5 separate regions of the Homo sapiens genome follow, and regions 2, 3, 4 and 5 are each linked to region 1. Evidence: chromatin contacts called from ENCODE Hi-C or POLR2A ChIA-PET data. All regions are on one chromosome and are shown on one strand. Each heading gives the region's core, a stretch centred on a gene start or an enhancer-like site at or near the end of the contact. The rest is flanking DNA. Distances are from core to core; before and after follow the strand shown. Region 1 holds the start of COX7A2L (cytochrome c oxidase subunit 7A2 like). Region 2 holds the start of LINC01913 (long intergenic non-protein coding RNA 1913). Region 3 holds the start of LINC02898 (long intergenic non-protein coding RNA 2898). Region 4 overlaps MTA3 (metastasis associated 1 family member 3). Region 5 overlaps MTA3 (metastasis associated 1 family member 3).

Region 1 (2,898 bases), core at 125-2,624:
CCCCGAAAAAAAAAAAAAAAACTTGCCCTTCTTATCTGAGATTAGAATCATCTGTTTTTGTTTTTAGAGACAGGGTCTCACTATGTTGCCCCAGGCTGATCTCAAACTCCTGGGCTCAAGCGACCCTCGGCCTCGGCCTTCCAAAGTGCTGTGATTTACAGGCGTGAGCCACGGTACCAGACCTGAAATCTTTCTTAAACATCTGCCTCTTGGGCAAGCTGCAGTGTCCCACAGAAAAAGGAAATGAAGCAACAGTAATGGAGTATCCTTTACACCTCATCTGGGCCCCTCACTACTGCAGTCTAACTGCGTATCTCACCGACACTTCCCACACTTCTCTAGAGGATTAGGAGGGAATATACTATCTCAGACAGCTTCTGGTGAACAGTTAACACTTATCCAGAACCAACCACCTGCCCAAACTGCTAGTCACTTGACACACTTCATTTAATGTGTACTAACGCCGCCCTGGATGAAACTGAGCTCACAATAAATTAAATAACTTGGCCAAGGTCACACAATTAAAGCGGAAAACGCCATGATTTGAAAAGGCACGTCTGGGGCTCTAAAATCCCTCATGTTTACCCCCAACACATGCTGGAGAGTCAAACTCCAATTGGTAGAATCTGCGTGAAATGGAATACTTTTCAGACAACCCAAACAACGAGCATCTGTCAAATATTTTACAATCGGGAAAGTGTAACCTCGCTGCATGCAACTTCCCTCCCTGGACGTGTTAAGTAACCTGTTAAATTTCCCAACCCAGATCATAGCCCCCCAACCCCCTGCACCATGGTTTCTCTAAACGCCTTTATAGCCCCGCGCTCTCTAATCTCGAGCTCAAGTGAGGCTGCCTATGGGGCTCTGGCAGATGACAAACGACAAGGAGGCCGAAAGCCAGATGTCTTCGAATTGAGGGAGAAGGCCGGACCTCTGACTCGGGTCACACTGGGGACCCCCACAAACCATCCCTTTTAGACAAGTGACCCCGGGGGTCACCTTGACCCCTGCAGTGAGCCAGACCAAACTTCCACGCCAGGCCAGCCCCCGCCAGGTGAGCAGGTACACAAAAAGAAGCCTCAGTGACCACCGTACGCTGGTGTGGAGAGGCCCCGGGAGGTGCAAGGAGAACAGAGACGAACTCGACCGCGGGCAGAAGCCTCCCCTGGCTCCAACGCCGCGACTGCCTGTCGCCGAGGCTAGGGCCGCCACTTCTCATGTCCGAGCTGGCCAGGCGCCACTCGTACCTGCGGGCTATAGGCCTCCGAAGCCCATGCTCCTGCCAACTTCTGCGTGAAGCCACTAAACTTGTAGTACATGACGCCCAGAGTCCGGCTTCCCGCATCCGCTGCCAACGCGACCGCCCCAGAGAAGGACCCCGCCTCCCCGGCTGTGGTCCCGAGACTCAGCGCAAGGACCCGGTGCTGGGACTAGGGCTGCCCGAAGATCGCCTAACTTAAAACCTGCACACTTAAGCCGCATTGGGGAACCAAAAGCCAGGGTTCTCAGGACCACGAAAGGCAAAACCAGCTCTAAGAGAGCACGCAAAGTCGCTGTGGCGGAGTCTGTAGGAAATATGAAGTTCCCTCTTTCCCCCATTCAGATTTGGGCAGTGCCACGACAACTCAAGAAATGCGCAAGCGCTCCACGGACTAAGCCCGGCGGACTAAGCCCGGCAGTGTCGGAGTCAGGTGGAGCATGCTTTAGGAGGGGCGGGCTCCAGGCGGGGCCTGGGGGGGAGAGGGCGGTGATTGGTGGGCGTGGTCTGGGTAGGGGCGGGGCTACATCGAAGCCGGTTGGGAATTCCACCATCCGAGAGAGTCTGTGCTGCGGAGCCACCGTCTGGTCGTCGGGTTGAAGGCGTCTCTTGCTTTACCGAACTTTAACTGATCGTAGTCTCATTTATTTCCTTCCGACCTAGAGCACCTCTTATCCAGAAGCCACCACCTGCTGTTGCTCAGTCTGCCCAGGAGTATAGACTTGTCGGCCAAGCTTCCCCTGGCAACCTGGGAGTTGAAGCAAATAAGAAAATTTGGAAGCACCTGCTGAAGGCTGTTTAGTACCCAGGGCTGTTGGGAGATTTGCCCCAATAATATAAAAGTAGCCTCCTGGGCTTTGTGCAGAGGAAATACACATGCAGAGTGATCTAAAGCTCAGGTACCAGGATGTAAATGTCACACGGTTTCTCAGAACTGGTTTTTATTCTCACCTGAGTTTTAAGGTCATTGATTATTCATCCTTTTCCTGGCCTCTGCTCTTTGCGATAAATGAGGTAGGGGGAGGGTGATCAGAAACACTTGTAAAATCTGGACCTTGAGCCTGAAAGATCTGGAACTACCACTTTCAGTTCTGGTAGTATTCGCTTCAGTTCAATTTAAATATGTCTGTTAAGCCTGTGCTGTGTGCAAGGTACTGTGTAAAAGGAGTATACTAGTTTCTTACTCTCCAGGGATGGACTCAGGCTTTTCTTAGCTTCATCATCTAACCATAGGTTTACACAAGCATATTCTAGATGCACTTATGAAATCATGTTGCAAATTGATGGATGATACTAACCTATATATAGCATTGCCCTAAACTCATTTAATCTTCACAACAATCCTATAAGGTAAATGCTATTATCATCTCCATTTTAGAATACAGGAAAATGACGCCTGGAGAAGCTAAGTAACTTGCTCAGGTCAGGGATAAGTGGCAGAGCTAGGCATTTGGCTCAAGACTTCCTACTGTTAAGCACTATGTTACAAATAAATAGATATGAAGCCATTCTGAAAAGAGGAGGATCAAGGCTGAGCATTCCAGGGTGAGGGTGTACACCAGCATCCTGGTTGCAGGCTTACGTTCAAGAGCCCCAAGTATTCAGCACCGCCAATATGTTGTAAAGGTTTCAGCGAATTC
Region 2 (2,898 bases), core at 105-2,604, 480 kb before region 1:
AATGGTTTTTACATTATAAATGGTTGAAAAAAATCAAGAAAATATTTTGTGACACCTGAAAAGGATATGACATTCAAATGTCAGGGTCATAAAGTTTAATTGGAATATAGCCACACACATTTGTTTACATCTTACCTGTGACTGCTTTTCTGCTACTACAGCAAAGTTGAATTGCTAAAACCAAGATGTTATAGCCCACAAAGCCTAAAATATTTACTGTCTGGCTCTTTACAGAAAATGTTTGCCAACCTCTGGTAAAGAGAAAATGAAGGAATGCCTAGATGTGCCTATAATAGGGCAAAAACCTTTAAAATGTCAGCTCCGATTTTCTTTTATTCATGTCTAGCTCCTGTCCAGCCATGGTATTTATGCCACTCTGTATTTGCATTAGGATAATTTTTCAGATCATTGCAAAATATGCATTCTCCTACAGAACATATAGGGATATCTATTTCTTAAATGGCATTGCTAACACACAATGCACTGACCTGACCTCACAGAAAGAAAATGGAACAACAGAGGTCCCATCCTTCCAAATGTCATCCACTGGTCTTATCCTTATGGAAATAGACAGTACACGGATCTGGAATGGAAGCAAATAATAACCGGGTCTCCAGATTCCATCGTATCACAGAACATAGAACCAAGAAAGTACCTTAGAAGTCATCTGATCCAGTCACCCCTGTTTTACCAATGAGGAATCTAGACCCAGAAGAAGTTAAAGGACTTACCCAAGAGTACCCAACAACTCTCTCACCACCCCAGGCTCCCATCTTTGTGTCTCTCCTGTGTGAGCTGTTCCCTGAAGTTCTTCCTGAACTTGCACATTGCCTTTCCCTTTGATTTTAAATCCTTGGCTCAAATGACATGCCCGGACTATATCGTGTGATATGAGCTTGAAAAGTAATTTACGTACAAGTCTTGAAAGCAAATCAAGTTTTAAAACAAAGTAGCATCTACTCTGCCCCAGCCTTGACATCTTATTACATAGCAAATGCTGGCTTTTTAATTTCCCTAATCAAGACTGGTCCTATTTAGCCCACCTCCTCAAGGGGTCCCAGCACTAGCCCCACTCCGACGCCTGATGAAGTTCCAGAACAGGTGAGAAAAATGAGAGGGCCCTGCCCAGGGCTCTGGGAGTCGGCCCTCACTGCCTGCCCTTCAGACAGCAAGACAGAAAAGGCATTCATTTTCTTCCTCCACGTCATGATACCAACCGAAATTACCTTTAAATGAGGAAGAAGGTCATTATTTAATCAATAGGATTGCGTCAATTGAGGAAAATTTGTCTCCAGTGTAAACAAGCGGAACGTCTTTGCGCTCTATAAAAACAAGGTTAAATTACTTGCAGATCCGGGCAACGTGGAGAGATGTAGGAAGTGAACCTGAAGCCTGACACACTCAAGGTCTCGGAACCGAAAATAATAGGAATTGTTCTTATTTTTCCAGTGGAATCAAGCACAGAGATGGGCACGCCTCTTTACAGAACCAAAGATTCAGAACTGTGCCTTACCCTTTGCTTATGAGGCGGAGGAGGAGGAAGAGAAAGAACCACCGCAAAGAGAGATGGCAACAAAGGTAAAATGAAGGCCGGGCAGCCGATCCCACTCAGGCTGACCACAGTGAGGGAGCAGCATTAAAATGAGAAAGGATCAGGTCTCGAAGCCCAGCCCTTCCCGCTGAATCTCGTCCTTTGCTTCATCCATTCCATTAAATAAGTCATATTGAAAATAAATTATTATTAATACAACAGTAGCTAACATTATGGGGTCTCACTCCATGCCAAGCATGCCAAACCCAGGTCATGCACGGTGCTACTCGATGTTCACAGCAGCTCTAGAGGTGGGTGCCAGTCATGCCCACTTAGCAGATGCAGAGGAGGGCAGTCGCAGCTGGAGAACGGCGGGCAGTTCTGCCTGTTTCTGAGGCCCCACTGCTTGAACTGCCAGCCTCAGAGCCATCTGCTCACTGGGTGCTCAGCCCCGTGCTGCACGCTGTGGACTCACAGGGGGAAGTACAAGCTAGGCCTGCCCCTAGGGCATCCCCATATCCCTGGCAAGAAGGGGATTTGGGGCATTTACTCCTGTTTAGGGAGAGGCTCAGCTCGTCTGGGAATCCCTGGATGAGCAGACTCTGTGCCTGCTCCTCTCCCGTACCCCTTCCCCATCCATGTCAAGGGCTTTGGCCACAGCACATAATGGGTCCAGCGAGTCACAGTCTCTCCCGGAGGCGGCCCCAAAGACCCCTTACCCACACCTCCTCGATCGCTGCTAGGGTATGAGCTGGAGGCTGTCGGTGGTGAATGGGATCTCTGTCACTCCACAGGCATCTGATGAGGTCTAAATTCCCTGCTCCCTGACAGAACTTCTTGGTGGGGTTATGGCTTCCAGGTTCTCCTCACCTACTCAGGAGACTGGGCTAACACTGAGTGAGGTTCGCTGACACCCTCTGTTCATTAACAACAGGACCAAAACCAAATAAATTTTAGCTCTGGGCTTTTGGACAGCCAGATTCCAACACTTTGGTGGTGGATCCTGACTAATGTTCCTTCCCCATCCCTCCTCCTCCCATCCCCCAACCCACCCCGCCCAGCTCCAATTCTGAAGTGTCTGAATGCGGAGTTCATAAGCTACCTTCCTTCCATGACCATGTTGCCCACACGGCCTCTGCTGAGGATCCGGGCAACACAGTCACCACGGGAGGAGGCCCTCAGTTACCCTAGCAGCGATCTGAGGAGTGTGGGCCAAGGGCTTTGGGGCCTCCTCCGGGAAAACTGTGGCAGCCCAGCCAAGACAGCAAGAGTGTGGCCTGGCCAAAAAAAAAAAAGGAAGCTTTAAAAAAAATTTTTTTAAGTGAAATGAAACATATTTGACCTGGGAAGAAATAAAAGACCTTTCA
Region 3 (2,898 bases), core at 171-2,670, 410 kb before region 1:
GCCCCTTTTGGGGAAGCTTCTGACAATTTCGATTACCGAAATCTTCCTGCCTTTTGGGATAATACAGTCAAATGCTCCATTGAGACAGACTTCTGTATCTTTACAGGCCCTAGAATGAGACCAACCCAAGGCCCAGCATCTGCAGAATGTCCCGTGTAGAACCAGGAAGGAAAAACTAAACCACTCCTTTTCCCCTCTTCCCAACACACCCTTCTCTCCTCTCAGATCCTTGGAGTTCTCCGCACTCAGAACCTACAAGCTGCCCAGGGGTCTTCCAGACCAGCCCCAGTTGCTTCCAGCCTCCTTCCGCCAGCACATCTCTGCAGCCTTGGGCCACCGATCCTAAGCCAAAGCCTCCCCAACCTCTGGGCTCAGAAGCAGGTGTAATCCCAACTCCAGCAGGGAATTCCAGAGGTGAAGGTCACGGGAGCATCTTTAATCTTCGGTTCCCAGTAGAGAAGATACCCAAAGAGCAGGGAGCAGGAGCCAGCTCCAGGCTATACATTTGTTTATTCATCAATCATTCATTTATGCATTAATCATTCATTCCCCCCACCCATCAGTCATTCATCTGCTTATTTATTCATTCAATGTGTTTGTACCTTGTCCTTGCTTTGGTTACCGCAGATGTTGGTCCTCTCCTGCTTTGATCTGTCCCCTGTTTCTCTGGCAGCTGCACAGCAGAAGCCTTCTCATGTCCCTTGTTGGGTACTTGGCTGAGAGTGTGTCTCCCTCTCAGAGGTGCCTGAGGAAAATCAAAGGGACAGTGCAGAGCTGTCTGCTGCCTGCAAGTTCCCTTCCATTGCAAAATCCAGCCTTCTGGTCCGTAGGTCAGTGGGAGAGATTGGGAGGGGCTGCAGAGGGGTCTCCAGGCCCAATCGAGGAATAATGGTCTGGACATCCTCACCATGTGTGAGCTCTGGCTGTTTAAAAAATAAAAAAAATAAAAAAATAAATATACTGGTCCTTCTGGGAGAAAGGGGACTGCAGGAGACTCTAAGCCTCTGTGCCTGGTTCTGAGGCCTGAGCTCAGCACTTTGGCAGGCCCAGAGAACATGGTATGGGAAAACCTGGGGCTGGAGTTTCAGAGGCCTAAGCTGTGAGCCTTCTGACAGGTCTCCCACCTTCCATCCTTCCATCTACCTGACCCTGTAAAGTCTGTTCTCAGCCAGCAGCCAGAGATCCTTTAGTAAAAGACCACGTCCTGCCTGTGCTCAGAACCCTGCCCTGACTTTCAGTTCTCTCGGAGAAAAACCCAAGGCCCCACTTGATGGGGTCCCCCTCATCTCCCACTCACTCCCTCCATTCAGCCCCCACTGGCCCCATCCTTCCCGAACTCACCAGCCACACTCCAACCTTAGGGCTTTTGCTATAGTTGTTTCTTCTAGAACAGGCTTGACCTGGGTGACTTGCTTGAAAGTGACTCACTTTCTCACTTCCTTCAAGTCTTCGCTCAATTGAAACCTTCCCCATAAGCCTACCATGACCCATCCTATTTAAAACTGCAAAGCACACAGGCACGCGCGCACACACACACACACACACACACACACACACCACTCTCAACCCCCCTTCCTCTTTAGCACTCATCACCTTCTAACATAATACATAATTTACTTATTATTTTTACCATTTATTGTCTGTCTCTGCCTGCTCAAGTATAACTTCCAAAAGGGTAGGGGTCTTTGTATGTTTTCTTCCCTGATGTATCCCGAGGGTGGGCCATCCCATGGATGCCTGGTGTATAGCAGGAGCTAGTAAAACATTCCTTGGATGAAAGAATGAATGAGTGAATGGGCTGTAGGAAGCTCTGAGGATGAAGCTTGTGAAGCCACAGGCTGTGGAGTTTGGGGCTTCCTGGGGGTAGAATTTAGGAGGTCCACAGTGGCTTCTATCAGCTGTGCTGAGGAGAGAAGAGCCAGGCAAATTGCCCGCTGCCAGCCTTCTCGGGGAGGAAAGGTAGGCAGCAGCATCGGTGGGGATTGCGCTAACTCAAGGTGCCAGCTCCATGCTGCTCTGGGGCTGGCCAGCGCTCTGGATGTCATTAGCTGATTTGTTCTGCTCTGCAGAATGTACTTTTCATATTTAGGCAGAAAAAAACAGCTTTCGATCCTTGTGCCCTTTCTTCTGTGAGCTGTAGCACATGGCCTGCTAATTATGAATTAATCCTCTAAAGAGCATGTTCATTATTCTAATTTAATTGTGCTTCGTTTCAGAAAATAACTAAACCCAGCGTGGAATAAACTCCAATGCTGATCAGTTTTCAAGAAGTTAACATAAGACAAAATTCTGCTAGAGGGCAGCAGCAATTTGGAATCATTAAAGGGAACCCATGTAAATAATAAAAACAAAACTAAAATGCAGAATTAAATTAAGGAATAGGAAATTAAATTTGGGAATCTAATCTAAAATTGAGGCCTTATATGCACAGGCTTACCCTGGCTTGGCTCTTCGCTCAGGAGTGCTCAGGAGAGGAGGTTCTGCAGAGTTTCCCACGACCAGGGAAGCGGCAGTCCCTCCTGGGTGGCAGTTTGCTGTTCTGGGAAGAGAGATGTGGGCTGAAGTGGGAGAAAGGGGGCTTTCCTCCCACGGGGTCAACTGTGATGAAGATGAAAGCCACATTGTCACAGATGCATCTGGATAGCTCATCCTGAGCCCTGGTGACCGGTTCAGGAGAACTGCCTGCAGCCAAGAGTCCAAGCTGCCACTCACTAGGAGGAAGCACAGGAAATGAGGCAGATGGTGCTGGGTGGCTGCTGGCCTGAGATGCTGGGAGTGGTCAGCCCTGGGCAAAGAAGCCGCGCCAGCCCTCCTTCACCTTTGGGCCCTGGGCACCCTTCCACAGGTGACCCAGCTCAGGACAGAGGCTGAGGGAGTTTCCTCCTGCCCGGGCAGTGG
Region 4 (2,898 bases), core at 243-2,742, 390 kb after region 1:
ACACTGAACCTTCAAGTCTGTCTGTCTTGAGTGCATAGTCTGTTATCACTCATTTATCTGCTTTCCAGCTTCTAAAATTCTGTGGTTTCTTCTCTGATTTTCAGAAGGAAAGGAAACTAACTCAGAAGCCACCAGCTAGCTGGCTGGATTGCTTTCATTGGATTGGTTGATTTAAGTGCAGAATCTCCAAGTCCATGGACTTCAAGTACTTCTGAGTAGTCAAACCATTAGGGAAAATTTTGCAAAAAACAAACAAACAAAAAAATAAGTGCCTGTCAGTCAGGGCGAGTACGTACCAAAGTGGCAAATATAGGTTAATACATTTGAGAATAAATAAACAAAAAGAGAAATGATTTGGGCTACATCATGGTCTAGGAAGGAGACTGAGAATTGATGTAGACATTTTCCTGGGGCTCTCTGCCTGTGCTACTGTGCTGAGTCTCTGTATCTGGCTCTTGTTCCTGCTCCAAGGAAATGCAGAGGATCTGGGGAAGCTCTGAGCAGAGGAGAGTGAAGTGATAACCTTGTAAGGGCAGGTGGTAAGTACTGGGATTCTTCAGCCCAGAATACAGAGAGGTGGCCTGTCTCAATTGAAAACCGTGGCCAGGGTGGAGAAGGCAGAGTGGAGCCTGGGCACCAGAACCTGAGATGCTAGGAGGAGAGGGTTGTTTCTGAAACCGCAGCAGGCAAGTTTGGCACAAATAAAAGCACAATTTACCATGGCAGGCTAGAAACTTGGGAAACTATTAAAAGCAGCTCTTTTGATAGGTGGTTTAATTCCATAAGGGTTTAGACAGATGAATGACAGAGCTCCTGCTCCACTAAATACAAAAAGAGAGAGTGGCTCCTAGGAGACGCTGACACTTACATAACCTTCCATTTAGACACTGAGGAGGTCAGGATGCTCTTACTGGGCTGTTAGCAGAACACTGGGCTGGATGGAGAATGAGCAGCTTGGTGTAGTAGGAAAAACTTGACACAAATTAAGGTCTACATTCAAATCTTGACTCCTCAGCTTACTTACTGTGACCTTGAGCAAGTTCTTAACCTTTCTGACACTCCCAAGATTCTGCTGAAGGTTAAATAAGGTAGTTACATAACCTACAGTATGTTCAATAAAGCAAGGTTAGCATGATTCCTAAACTGAATTTATCTGGGCCTTTATTTAACACATACTTGCTGAGCTCATATCAAATACCAAGCTGGGTACAGGTATCTTCCCTATCCTAGAAAAGCTCATGAAGTGAAGACACAGCTCTGCTCCATCCTGCAGCCCTTCCTTGGCATGCTCTGAGGCTGTGAAGGTGAGCATTGCTGGGTCCTTTCCTGGCAGCAGGGTGATGTGCCTGGGGCAGAGAATATCTGAGCATCTTATCCCTTCTCAGCAAACAACCCCACTTCCCTCCTAGCCACTTTCCTAATAACTAAGTAAAAAGCTTTCACAACTTTCTAATACAACACGGTGGTGATGTGGTTTGCAGGCCACTTCTGCTTTTTCATTTACTTGTCTCTGCTGTAGTCTCCAGATGGTCAGAGTTGAAGGTTTTTGGGGAAGTGGAGGGGGTGGGAGTGAGGGGCATAGGAATAGTTCCTGACACTGTGGGAGAGTGAAGTTCACTCCCCTCCTACAAGAAATGTGTTCATAGCCTCTGGGTGCCCACATCATTATGATTAATTATGATGAGCTCAGATGAGATCGTGCCTCCTCCCAGCCAACTGTGTTCCCTATTCCTTAGTATCCGTCAGAAAAGTTCCATGAGTCTCTTCTCTTGCCTGGTGTACTGTAGCACCTCTCCAGTGACCACTAAACCCGCCTATTCAAAACCCAGCTTTTAAGATCTTTCCGTCCTTCAGTATCAATTATATATTTTATTGGCCCTAATTAAACTTTCCCTTTGATCCAGTGTTAAACTACATTGTGAGCCCTTTTTTTTTTTTTCAGACAGGGTCTTGCTCTGTCGCCTGGGCTGGAGTGCCGTGGTGCGACCACAGCTCACTGCAGCCTTGGCTTTGTGAGCTCAAGCAGTCCTCCCCCCTCAGCCTCCTGAAGTAGCTGGGACTACAGGCATGCACCACCACACCTGGCTAACTTTTTATTTTTATTTTGGTAGAGACAGAGTGATGCTATGTCGTCCAGACTGTCTTGAACTTCTGGCCTCAAGCCATCCACCGGCCTTGGCCTCTCAAAGTGCTGGGATTATGGGCATGAGCCACCACACCTGGCCTAGTCATGAGATTTTCTTTGACCTACTGCTGAGCCTCCTTTCCCTGAAGGTTGTGATGTTGGGAGGGGTGAGTCCATCCTCCCTTTCATCTTGCCTCCACCATCGGGACTTGTTTAACCTTCACACTGTTACTTCCCTTTTCTAGAACTCACGTGCTGTGTGTCAGACTGAGCTTTCCCTGATTCATTCTACAATCCAAGACTTGCTGCACTGTCCTGCTGATGTTCACAGCCGTGCCTGGGAAGAAGGCAGCCCCACTCCCAGTACATTTCAGTGGGAGACCTCTGCGTGCATCCATGGAGACGCAATGGGGCGGGGAAGGAACTGTGGGAGTGCACGTTCCAAATCCTGTGTCTCCACGTGTGGATCAGCAGCACCTCGCTTTCTTGTCAGAGACCTCGCTGTTACGGAGCGAGACCTGCTGAGAATTGAGGGGCTGAGGGAACCCCTCCACCTCCTCCCTTCTGCAGCGCCCTGCGCCCCACCCAGCAACAGCGGCCACTTGGCAGTGGGGCTGCTGCAAGCTCAGAGCCGCTGCCACCCTGCATGTGTCCGCTCAGCTCGGTCTTATGCTGTATAGTTACTAAATATGTACAGGAGGGCCATGGCATCTTTCTGAATGGATTTTTCTTAAGAAATGCGCCAGTGTTTATGAGGTTCAAGGTATTTCCCT
Region 5 (2,898 bases), core at 257-2,756, 300 kb after region 1:
ATATAGAGTTTAATTTTGTGAATAGAGTGAGGTAGGGATCTAATTTTTCTCATATATTAAATTAATTGTCCCAGTACCATTTATTGAATTTGTTTCTTCATGATTTGTAATGCCCCTTTATCATATTTTAGGTTCCTAGATATACTTAGGCCTGTTTATAGACTTTTAATCTATTCTCTTTTGTTTTGTAGATCTATTTTTCCCTGTGCAAGCACCACATTTTAGTACATTTTGATAACTAAGTCTTATGTGAACTTTCTTTTTAACTGTTTTAAATGACCTCCACCGCCCCTATGTTTTCCCTAACTATATTATATAAATACTTTTTTTTTTTTTTTTTGAGACAGAGTCTCGCCCTGTCGCCCAGGCTGGAGTGCAGTGGTGCGATCTCGGCTCACTGCAATCTCCGCTTCCCGGGTTCAAGTGATTCTTCTGCCTCAGCCTCCCGAGTAGCTGGGATTACAGGCGCACGTCACCACACCTAGCTAATTTTTGTATTTTTAGTAGAGACGGGTTTCACCGTGTTGGTCAGGCTGGTCTCGAATTCCTGACCTCGTGATCTGCCCACTTCGGCCTCCCAGAGTTGCTGGGATTACAGGTGTGAGCCACTGTGCCTGGCCGGATAAAAATACCTTTTTAAAAATCACTGCAAGAACTTAGTTTTACCCTAATGTTGCATGATCTTATATAGGTAAACTATTATTTATGTAACCAGTCCCTTGTAGTTTAACACTATTCTTATGAGATACTGCTTCTCAGATTATAACTGGGGATGTGGTCCCTGCTTGAGTGCAAGTGGAAAAGCTTGTTCCTGAGATGGTGGAGAGTTCTCGTGGCAGCTGGGCTGACTTGCCTGAGGTAGAGAGGGCCTGTGTGGGCTCTTGGTTCACAGCTGCAGCAGCTCACTGCTTCCCACTGCTGGTGAATGTGCAGGACAGCAGGTGAATTTCTTTTGGGAGAGGGCAGTTTTAGAGGTTTGGTATTTGTTGTCAGTGAAGGTGATATTTTAAAGAAGCATTTTAAAGAGGATTCTACCTATATACCTTAATTCCTTTAAACATCATTTTATGGCCAAGTACACTGGCTTATGCCTGTAGTCTCAAAACTTTGGGAGGCTGAGGCAGGATGATCACTTGAGGCCAGGAGTCTGAGACAGGCCTAGGCAACATAACAAGACTCTGTCTCTACAAAACAAAACAAAACAAATTAGCCAGGCATGGTGGTGAGTGCTTGTAGTTCCAACTATTCGTGAGGCTGAGGTGGAGGGATCCCTTGAGCCAAGAAGTTCGAGGCTGCAGTGAGCTATGATCATCCCAATGTAGGCAACAGAGTAAGACTCTGTTTCATAAATAATCATTTTCTGTGTAGTTTCTGTAATACTTGCCTCTTATGCTCCTTCTAGGAAGTTACCTTCACACCCTTCAGTGTTTTTTATCTCTCCTGTTTTGTTTCCATTCTGAAGCTTAGTAATTTTGAGGTCCGATTACTTTTGTATCACATATATTCTTTCTAGTTATTTATTACCGTAATTATTTTCTAAAGCAGAAGTAGGCTCAGAGGCTCAGGAAGTGGTGTTTTGTCATGTTTGTATAGCTGGTTTCAGAGATAGGGTTTGGATCTGCACTTGATTCCTCCTGAGTAGTTATCTCTCCTCTGTCAGATTACCTCTTCTATCTACCCTTCCACCTCATTTTTGTTAGAATGACTTGGATTTAAGCGTCATTATTGTCTTTCTTTGAGGCAGCACTGAAGAAGATGTGTTTTTTTGCTTGCAACATTTAAATACCATGGTTTCCTTCTCATACTGCTTTAGGTTCAGCTTTACTTAGACTCTTAGATCCTGAGGCATTTATAAAATTGAGTAGTATGGTTAAAAATTAATTATTAGTATGTTGATAATGAGCTTTGCAGATTGTTTCCCAAAAAGAACATATGAAAGGTTCATTGGTTGTTTTGTACCATTAAATGAAAATGGATTCATCATTCAGTTGAATTTGGGGAGTCACATTCTTTTCTTTGAGTATTTATGGTCCTACTACCCCCTCACCCCGCTTACCTTTTTTTTTTTTTTTTTTTTTTTTTTTTGAGACAGTTTGCTCTGTTGCCCAGGCTGGAGTGCAGTGGCGTGATCTTGGCTCACTGCAACCTCTGCTTCCTGGGTTCAAGTGTTTCTCCTGCTTCAGTCTCCTGCCTCAGCCAGTAGCTGAGATTACAGGCGTCCGCCACCACTGCCGACTAATTACGGTCCTATTCTGATCGCTTTAGCACCTTTTTCTATTAGGTGATCAAACCTTGGATCTGAAGACCTCTTTGAGAGGCCTGCAGAGAGGGCAGGGTTGTGGAACTGCTGAAACCTGATAGCCCTTCCTAAGTGATTTTCTTTGTGACTTTTATTCTGAGGACTTCAATGGGCTGTCAGCATTCCTAATCTGACATCGATTTATCCGAGACAATTTATGCTACTTGTCAAATCACCAATAATGTATTGGGAGCAGGTAATTAAACTGTTTGCACATCAGTAGTTCTCACATCCTCATTTTGAAATCTGTTATGAATATAGTTGAGCTGTGAATTTCAAACACTGCTAATCTAAAATATATAAGATTCATAATTGTTAAAAAACATTGAAGCCATGGGGGCTTTATAGGTTTCACTCGTTTTGTTAAAATATAAGATCTGTTTTATACAATATACAAAGAAGAATATAGGGCTGGGCAGTGTGGCTCACGCCTGTAATCCTAGCACTTTGGGAGGCCAAGGCAGGTGGGTCAAAGGAGTTCGAGACCAGCCTGGGCAACATAGTGAAACCCCATCTCTACTAAAAATACAAAAGTTAGCTGGATGTGGTGGCACGTGCCTGTAGTCCCAGCTACTCGGGAGGCTGAGGCAGGAGAATCG

Evidence for each region. A loop is a pair of places that touch in the nucleus more often than their neighbours do. ChIA-PET counts read pairs that join two places held with the same protein, here RNA polymerase II (POLR2A). Pooled maps may share reads with other maps.
Region 2: a map of dorsolateral prefrontal cortex shows a loop between it and region 1 (4-fold over the local background). The contact joins the promoter of LINC01913 here to the promoter of COX7A2L in region 1. A Hi-C loop is called at or near these places in 2 of 168 maps with a recorded cell type or tissue (dorsolateral prefrontal cortex and posterior cingulate gyrus), 1 of 37 single-sample maps with no recorded cell type and 14 of 50 pooled maps. POLR2A ChIA-PET finds 5 or more read pairs at or near these places in 1 of 52 experiments (Panc1).
Region 3: a pooled map shows a loop between it and region 1 (9-fold over the local background). The contact joins the promoter of LINC02898 here to the promoter of COX7A2L in region 1. A Hi-C loop is called at or near these places in 4 of 37 single-sample maps with no recorded cell type and 4 of 50 pooled maps. POLR2A ChIA-PET finds 5 or more read pairs at or near these places in 1 of 52 experiments (Caco-2).
Region 4: a map of B cell shows a loop between it and region 1 (6-fold over the local background). The contact joins the enhancer-like site here to the promoter of COX7A2L in region 1. A Hi-C loop is called at or near these places in 1 of 168 maps with a recorded cell type or tissue (B cell) and 4 of 50 pooled maps. POLR2A ChIA-PET finds 5 or more read pairs at or near these places in 2 of 52 experiments (PC-9 and activated naive CD4-positive, alpha-beta T cell).
Region 5: a map of B cell shows a loop between it and region 1 (10-fold over the local background). The contact joins the enhancer-like site here to the promoter of COX7A2L in region 1. A Hi-C loop is called at or near these places in 17 of 168 maps with a recorded cell type or tissue (B cell, CD4-positive, alpha-beta T cell, CD4-positive, alpha-beta memory T cell and 13 more), 29 of 37 single-sample maps with no recorded cell type and 25 of 50 pooled maps. POLR2A ChIA-PET finds 5 or more read pairs at or near these places in 5 of 52 experiments (CD4-positive, alpha-beta T cell, PC-9, Panc1 and 2 more).

What each region holds. Positions count from the first base shown.
Region 1 is chr2:42,359,843-42,362,740 of GRCh38, forward strand. COX7A2L (cytochrome c oxidase subunit 7A2 like) reads right to left here and starts at 1,375. Exons shown (of 3, transcript NM_004718.4): 1 at 1,248-1,375. The coding sequence starts at 1,319. RefSeq lists enhancers at 548-1,292, 1,066-1,385, 1,293-2,036, 1,406-1,465, 2,026-2,115 and a silencer at 1,666-1,835.
Region 2 is chr2:41,876,201-41,879,098 of GRCh38, forward strand. LINC01913 (long intergenic non-protein coding RNA 1913) reads left to right here and starts at 1,355. Exons shown (of 3, transcript NR_033996.1): 1 at 1,355-1,578.
Region 3 is chr2:41,952,386-41,955,283 of GRCh38, forward strand. It overlaps LINC02898 (long intergenic non-protein coding RNA 2898), which reads right to left and starts at 1,421. Exons shown (of 4, transcript NR_161189.1): 1 at 1,342-1,421; 2 at 603-923. It overlaps LOC124905996 (a long non-coding RNA gene), which reads left to right. Exons shown (of 3, transcript XR_007086296.1): 3 at 226-664. RefSeq lists an enhancer at 1,157-1,296.
Region 4 is chr2:42,751,004-42,753,901 of GRCh38, forward strand. MTA3 (metastasis associated 1 family member 3) reads left to right here. Exons shown (of 17, transcript NM_001330442.2): 17 at 2,371-2,898. The coding sequence ends at 2,396. Among named protein-coding and RNA genes, the nearest start is that of OXER1, 12 kb to the right of the region's middle. Within about 2 kb of position 1,493, at least 3 of the 41 ENCODE cell types and tissues checked have a DNase peak (open chromatin) inside an H3K27ac peak, as active enhancers do.
Region 5 is chr2:42,662,410-42,665,307 of GRCh38, forward strand. The region is part of intron 8 of MTA3 (metastasis associated 1 family member 3); the gene reads left to right. Among named protein-coding and RNA genes, the nearest start is that of MTA3, 95 kb to the left of the region's middle. RefSeq lists an enhancer at 1,171-1,220. Within about 2 kb of position 1,507, at least 2 of the 41 ENCODE cell types and tissues checked have a DNase peak (open chromatin) inside an H3K27ac peak, as active enhancers do; they include B cell, where a contact is called at or near this core.